Regions from separate parts of the Homo sapiens genome. Here region 2 is linked to region 1. The links are chromatin contacts, found by Hi-C in ENCODE. All regions are on one chromosome and are shown on one strand. The core of a region is the stretch at or near the end of the contact, and the rest is flanking DNA. Distances in the headings are between cores, read along the strand shown. Region 1 overlaps FAM78A (family with sequence similarity 78 member A). Region 2 overlaps TTF1 (transcription termination factor 1).

Evidence for each region. Hi-C counts contacts between places; a loop is a spot of excess contacts on that map. Pooled maps may share reads with other maps.
Region 2: a map with no recorded cell type shows a loop between it and region 1 (4-fold over the local background). The contact joins two enhancer-like sites. A Hi-C loop is called at or near these places in 4 of 37 single-sample maps with no recorded cell type and 1 of 50 pooled maps.

The regions. Positions count from the first base shown.
Region 1 is chr9:131,254,619-131,258,118 of GRCh38, reverse strand. It overlaps FAM78A (family with sequence similarity 78 member A), which reads left to right. Exons shown (of 2, transcript NM_033387.4): 2 at 1-41. Among named protein-coding and RNA genes, the nearest start is that of FAM78A, 20 kb to the left of the region's middle. RefSeq lists enhancers at 1,470-1,649, 2,030-2,179. Within about 2 kb of position 1,723, at least 27 of the 41 ENCODE cell types and tissues checked have a DNase peak (open chromatin) inside an H3K27ac peak, as active enhancers do.
Region 2 is chr9:132,380,608-132,383,986 of GRCh38, reverse strand. All of the region lies in intron 9 of TTF1 (transcription termination factor 1), which reads left to right. Among named protein-coding and RNA genes, the nearest start is that of TTF1, 25 kb to the left of the region's middle. RefSeq lists enhancers at 100-149, 1,567-1,726. Within about 2 kb of position 1,811, at least 6 of the 41 ENCODE cell types and tissues checked have a DNase peak (open chromatin) inside an H3K27ac peak, as active enhancers do.

The DNA.
Region 1 (3,500 bases), core at 474-2,973:
GCAAATATTCATAAAGAGAAATAAAATGTAATTTTAAAGTAGGCTTGGCTAGGTCCTGGATGTTTCTGAAGTGGAGATTCACTTTGGGGTGGGTGGCTCAGCGGTGCTGGCTGCGGGGGTGAACGTATCTGGGGGGCAGGAGGATGGGCTGAGGCTGGGATCCCCGTACTCAGGGCCTGGGAGATGGGAGGAGGGAGCCAGCCTTTGAGTCCTGCTCCTTCCAGCTGCTTCTGTTCACAGCCCCAGCTCCAGCGAGAGCAGCCCTGCGGTCTCAGCCTTGCACCTGGAAGTGCCCCTGCCAGTGCCCTGCCTGGAGGGTGGTGGGCTTGGAGGTAGAGCTAGGAATTGGGGGCAGCTTGACTTTTTGGCGAACAGTAAAACCCCTATGTCAAGGGCGATTAAGGTTTAGATTGACCCTTAACTTGGGCCTGCAAAGCTGTCTTCTTGTGGACAAGCAGGACAGTGTCAGTCTGGACGGGGGCTCCATGCCCTGCCCTCAGCCAGCAGCTGTTGAGGGGTCCTGTGGGGCCCCAGCCTTGAATGGATACCATCTTATAAATGGAGCTTTCTTGTGTAAACATGGGTGGGGGCCCTGGAGGTCCTGGAGTGGCTGTGGGCTCTGAAGGTAGATCACAGGTTCAAGGCCGTTTATGTGAGCTTGAGCCCGACACTCAGCCCCTCTGAGCCCTACTTACTTTGTATGGAAAAATGGAGATGTGGCCAGGTGTGGTAGCTCGCACCTGTAATCTCAGCGCTCTGGGAGGCTGAGGTGGGTGGATCACTTGAGGTCAGGAGTTTGAGACCAGCCTGGCCAACATGGCGAAACCCCGTCTCTACTAAAATACAAAAATTAGCCCGGTGTGGTGGTGGGCACCTATAGTCCCAGCTACTCAGGAGGCTGAGGCAGGAGAATCACTGGAACCCGGGAGGCAGAGGCTGTAGTGAGCCGAGATTGCGCCACTGCACTCCAGCCTGGGTGACAGAGTGAGACCCTGTCTCAAAAAAAAAAAAAAAAAAAAAAAAAAAGGAAAAAGAAAATGGAGATTTTCAGAGGAGCTGCCTCCTGGCGGATTCAGTGGAAACTCCCTGTTCTTTCTGGGTGCGAACTCATTGAATCCTCATGACAACCCCACAAGGGAGGTGTTAACTGCCACCCCCATTTCACAGACGAAGGAACGGGGAGAGTGGACGCCAAGGAGCTGCCTGAGACCACATAGCTAGGGGAAGGCGGAGCCAGGATTCGAACTCTGGCCACAGAGCCACCTCTCGCCATAGCGCACTCTCAGTCTTGAGCCTGAGACGGTGGGGCCATGTGCAGTGTCCAATAACATTGGTGACTGTTACTGAGAAGGTCCCAGGCCTCTGCTCCCCCATCCTGGGTGCCCCGGGCAGGAAGTGCACCCCCCTCCCCACCCCGGAAGTCTCGGGGCAGTCAGTTCTTTCTGGCCCACAATGAGCCCATCTGATTCCCTTTGAGCAGGGGCCGGCTGCTGCACCCACCGCACACAGGCTCATCATCCAGGGTGGGCAGTGGCTTCTCTGCACCCCCACGGGGACAGGGAGGCCCCATGCACTCTGGGCATCAGAATTCGGGTCTTCTGTGGGTTCTCCACGTTGCAGCAAACCAACGGCGCTCACATCCTGCCTCCTGGGGCTGAGACACCAAAGCAGGAAATTGCATAACAGGCATTGCTGGCCGAGCTCCACGCAGATGGCTCCTGGGTGGTGCAGTTCACTGTCGTGGTTTGGCTTCTCGGTGTGGAGTCGGCTCCTGAGCTCTGCCCATGAGAGACTATGGTGTGTGTGTGTGTGTGTGTGTGTGTGTGTGTGTGTGTGTGTGTGTGTGTGTGTGTGTGTGTGTACAGAGAATGGGATGCAGGCCTAACCTGATAGCAGGGTTTCAGAAGCTCAGGAGAGCAAAGCCTTCATGCAGAGGCGCAGTGAGACGGGAGATGGGGAGACGCAGCTGAATCTGTGGGTAACAGTTTCGAGAGGGAAATGTACAAGGAGGGAGTTGTGAGTAAAGTGGATTCCAAGTGGCATTTAGTCACAGAGTGGAAGCCCTCCAGCCTCTCCAGCTGACAGCAGGTGAAATTTAGAAGTCCAGACTGGGAGAAGAGGCACAGACAGTAGATTCTGCCCAGCTGTCACGGGTTCCTCTCCAGGATCTGGGCCTGGGAGAGCCGGCTGTCTGGGCCAGGCCAGGCTCACCTGCCTGAGACATCCAGGGTCTGGGAGAAGCAGCTGCACAGCGACCCCATAACATCTCCACCTCCCACTTTCAAAGTCACTTCTCAGGAGAGCCTCTTCTGCTCTGGGGCTGTTTTAAATGGGACAGAGACTTGCTGTAGTCTGGGCCATGAGGCCAAACAGGAAAGCCCCTCTTGGAGCCCAAAAGAAGACAGTTTCATCAGGAAACAAAAAAGCTGATGGCCTGGCGGGGTGCGGTGGCTCACGCCTGTAATCCCAGAACTTTGGGAGGCCAAGGTGGGTGGATCACGAGGTCAGGAGTTCAAGACCAGCCTGACCGACATGGTGAAACCCTGTCTCTACTAAAAATACAAAAATTAGCCAGGCATGGTGGCGGGTGCCTATAATCCTAACTACTCAGGAGGCTGAGGCAGGAGAATCGCTTGAACCCAGGAGGCAGACGTTGGAGTGAGCCGAGACTGTACCACTACACTCCAGAGCCTGGGTGACAGAGTGAGGCTCCATCTAAAAAAAAAAAAAAAAAAGTGTGATGGCCTGTGGCGCTTGCAGGCCCTCGGAGGTTTCTAACAGCCCAGGTGATCTTCTGTCGCCTCTGGCTTGGTGGTTCTCTTGGTCATCCTCTATCCTGCTTGGGCGCCCCCACAGAAATGGCTTCCCACCTGGTTGGGGTCTGGGCATAGGATGAAAGCAAATATTTTACTGTGTGACAGTCCAAAAATTGCCCATCAGGATCACAGGGCACAACCAGCCACTCCGGTGCTGTCCAGGCCCCTTCCTGCCACTGCTGACCCTTCAAGTATGCTCTTCCCCTTCAATCAGTGAGGACGCTGCCCCACAGAAGGGACCAAGGGGCTTGCCAAAGGTCACTTTTCTGGGAAGATGCAGAGCTAGGCTGGTTTCAAACACCCGGCCTTTGACCCCGTGCTTTGTCTCAGCTCCTTCTATGACACCCCAGCCTTCTGGTACCCCAGTTCTACCAGACTGCCCTCAGCTGTCCTGTTGCTAAGGTTCCTCGGCATGACGCTGAGTCCGAGTCCTTAGCAGCCCTGTTGACCCTGGACGATGGAAACTTTTTTTTTTTGAGACGGAGTTTCACTCTTGTCCCCTAGGCTGGAGTGGAATGGTGCAATCTCAGCTCACTGCAACTTCTGCCTCCCGGGTTCAAGCAATTCTGCCTCAGCCTCCTGACTAGCTGGGATTACAGGCGCTCCACGCCACGCCCGGCTAATTTTTATATTTTTAGTAGAGATGGGGTTTCACCACGTTGGCCAGGCTGGTCTCGAACTCCT
Region 2 (3,379 bases), core at 562-3,061, 1.1 Mb before region 1:
AACTTCACACATACATGAAATGACTTGTATACAGAGTAACTGACTGCAAAAGGCCTGTTAATAGGGGACTGGCTATATATGTATTTTACCCATATAGTGACATTCTTTATAGCTACAAAAAATCATGAGAAAGCCCCTCGGTGGTGGGGCAAAGAAAGCGCCAAGATACAGTCTTGGGTGAGGAAACACTGCGTGGTTGCAGGGTGGTGTGCCAGCGCCACAGAACAGGAAAGCTGCAATGTGTGTGTTTATTCGAGACTTCCAGTCTCTGTGCTCTGGACCAAATAAATCAGACCAGCCCTCCCTCCAGCCCACCTGCCACCGAAGACACCCAAGAAAGGCAAATGAAATGTATGCAAAGTCTCTTAAAGGCTTCAAAAAGCTAAACAAGTTGCAAGAGTAACAGAAAGAACCCCGCATCCCCTTTACCCATAGTCGCCTCTTCTGAACATTCTGCTACGTTCACTTTATCATCCCTCTCTCCCTCCTCCAAGGGAATACGGTTTTTCCCATAACCATTCAAGAGTTAGTGGCAGATACCACTTCCCAAGCAAGGATGTTATTTTACATAACCATAGTACAATCGAGAATCAGGAAGTTTCACATTGATATAGTACACCCTCTAAAACATAGTCCACATTCAGATTTCACCAGTTGTCCCAGTAATGTCCTTGATAGCATTTTCCCCCTTTAATAATTGTTCCATTTCCTTAGTGTCCTTTTTTTTTTTTTTTTTGAAGACAAGAGTCTTACTCTGTTGCCCAGGCTGGAGTTACAATGGTGTGATCTCAGCTCACTGCACCCTCTGCCTCCCAGGTTCAAGCAATTCTTGTGCCTCAGCCACCTAAATAGCTGGAATTAGAGGCATGCACCACCCTGCCTGGCTAGTTTTTTTTTTAATTAGTTAATTTTTTTTTTTTTGAGACGGATTTTCACTCTTGTTGCCCAGGCTGGAGTGCAACAGCGTGATCTCGGTTCCCTGCAACCTCCACCTTCCGGGTTCAAGCAGTTCTCCTGTCTCAGCCTCTGAATAGCTGGGATTACAGGTACCTGCCACCATACCTGGCTAATTTTTGTATTTTTAATAGAGACAAGGTTTCACCATGTTGGCCAGGCTGGTCTCAAACTCCTTACCTCAAGTGATCCACCCACCTCAGCCTCCCAAATTGCTGAGATTACAGGCGTGAGCCACCACACCTGACTTTTTTTTTTTTTTTTTTTTTTTGTATTTTTAGTAGAGATGGGGTTTTGCCATGTTGCCCAGGCTATGCTTGAACTCCTGGCCTTAATCCCTCTCAAAGTGCTGGGATTACAGACGTGAGCCACCATGCCCGGCCTTCCTTACTGTCTTTTAATCTATGAAGATCGTCCATCTTTGCTGTTGATGGTAGTGAAATTTTGGAGGAATACAGGCTAGGTGTTTTGTAGAATGTCCGCAGTTGGCACTTGTCTGGTATTTCCTCTTGAGGAGATTCAGGCTGTGTCCTTCGGGCAGGAGTACAGCATATTCCTGATGTTTGCTATCACTGCATTACGTCACAAGGTACATAATTCTCGTTTTGACTTTTTTTTATTATTTAGCTAAGGCAGCATCTGCCTCTTTTCCCCACTGTATAAAAATACTGGTTCTTCCTTTGGTGGTAAGAAATGGCTGTGGGAAGACATTTTAAGACTATATAAAGATCCTGTTCCTCTTTAAGCTTCTGTCAGTTTCCTTGTGGTTTTCATTTGCATTTCTCATGTGAGAAGTGAGATTGAACATGGCTCTTGTGTTTATAAGCTGTCTCTCTTTCCCTTCACTGTGAGCCTTCACTGCACATAGCTCTTGCATTTTAATCAGTTCCTGCGATTGGAGGGCCCACCACTCTCGATATCTCAACTTACTGCTTGCTACGCAAGGGAGAGCTGGGCTGCAGAGCACAGGCCCTCTACGTGTTGCCGAGCATCATGGGGCTCGGGGATCAGTGACTTTCAGATGCAGGGATGTTGAGGGATTGTTTGGCCTTTGGTTTTGGAAGGTAGACAGTGGGGTGAGGCTGCTGCAGCCTGGCTGACTTCCAGAAGTGTGGCTACTGGTGTGAGGTCGCCATTGGTCCATTAGGAAAGATTTTGTTTTGTTTCTAGTCAATATTCTGCGGAACCATTAGGGAGGGTTTAAACTGGTTCTGGTGGTTAGTTATTTATGGTTTGGGATTATAACCAAACAAGAAAGGACAATCCGTCTCTTCCTTCTTGAATGTGGAGAATTGGAAATTCTTAGTCCAGGCCCTGCCAGGACTCACAGATACATGCCGTGGTCCCAAAGTCTTTTCTTTTCTAGCTCATCTGAGGGGCAGGGTGCCCACTCTTCAGCATCATAGGCCCCAAGCAGGGAGGGTGCCAGGTGCTTTGAAGGAGGTGACGCTGATGTGCACCCCACCAGCTCCCATCTTGAGAACGACTTACATTGACAAAGCCCTTTATAATGTCAAACCACTTTTTAAAAATTCAACTTTTCGGCCGGGCGTGGTGATTCACGCCTGTAATCCCAGCACTTTGGGAGGCCAAGGCGGGTGGATTGCTTGAGGTCAGGAGTTTGAGACCAACCTGCCCAACATGGTGAAACCCCATCTCTACTAAAATACAAAAATTAGCTGGGCGTGGTAGCAGGTACCTGTAATCCCAGCTACTGGGGAGGCTGAGGCAGAATTGCTTGAACCCAGGAGGAGGAGGTTGCAGTGAGCCGAGATTGCGTCACTGCACTCCAGCCTGGGCCACAGAGCCAGACTCCATCTCAAAAAAAAAAAAAATTCAGCTTTTCCATTAAATTTGTGTATGCTTTGTGACATTTCTTCAGATCACATGATTTTTAAAACTAAAATGGGTTTTTATGGTTTTAAATAAAATTACATGTTTAAAAACTGATTATTAAGCTGCACGTGGTGACACATGCCTGTTGTCCCAGCTACTCTGGAGGCTGAAGTGGGAGGATCGCTTGAGCCTGGGAGCCAGAAGTTGCAGTGACCCGAGATCACGCCACTGCATTCCAGCCTGGGTGACAGAGTGAGACCCTGTCTCAAGAAAATAAATTAAATAAAAATAAATAAAAGGGCCCCACAAAATCCAGGTAGGGGGTAACTGATGAACTGATTACCTATTTCAGATTTACGAATCTCAAAACTCTAAGATAGAGATTATGGCATCTAGTCAAATACTATTTGAAATACTACGTACTCTCAAAGTTTTAATAACAAAATGGTAAAAATTATATTGAAGGTTCAGTCTCCTCAGATTCTTAAAGACTTTGTGAATTATATAGGCAGGATTTAAGGATAGCATCTCCACCTAATGAGGTGTAACACTTGCTTGGTTTTAAAACGTCCAGATCAGTTCTTGTTGC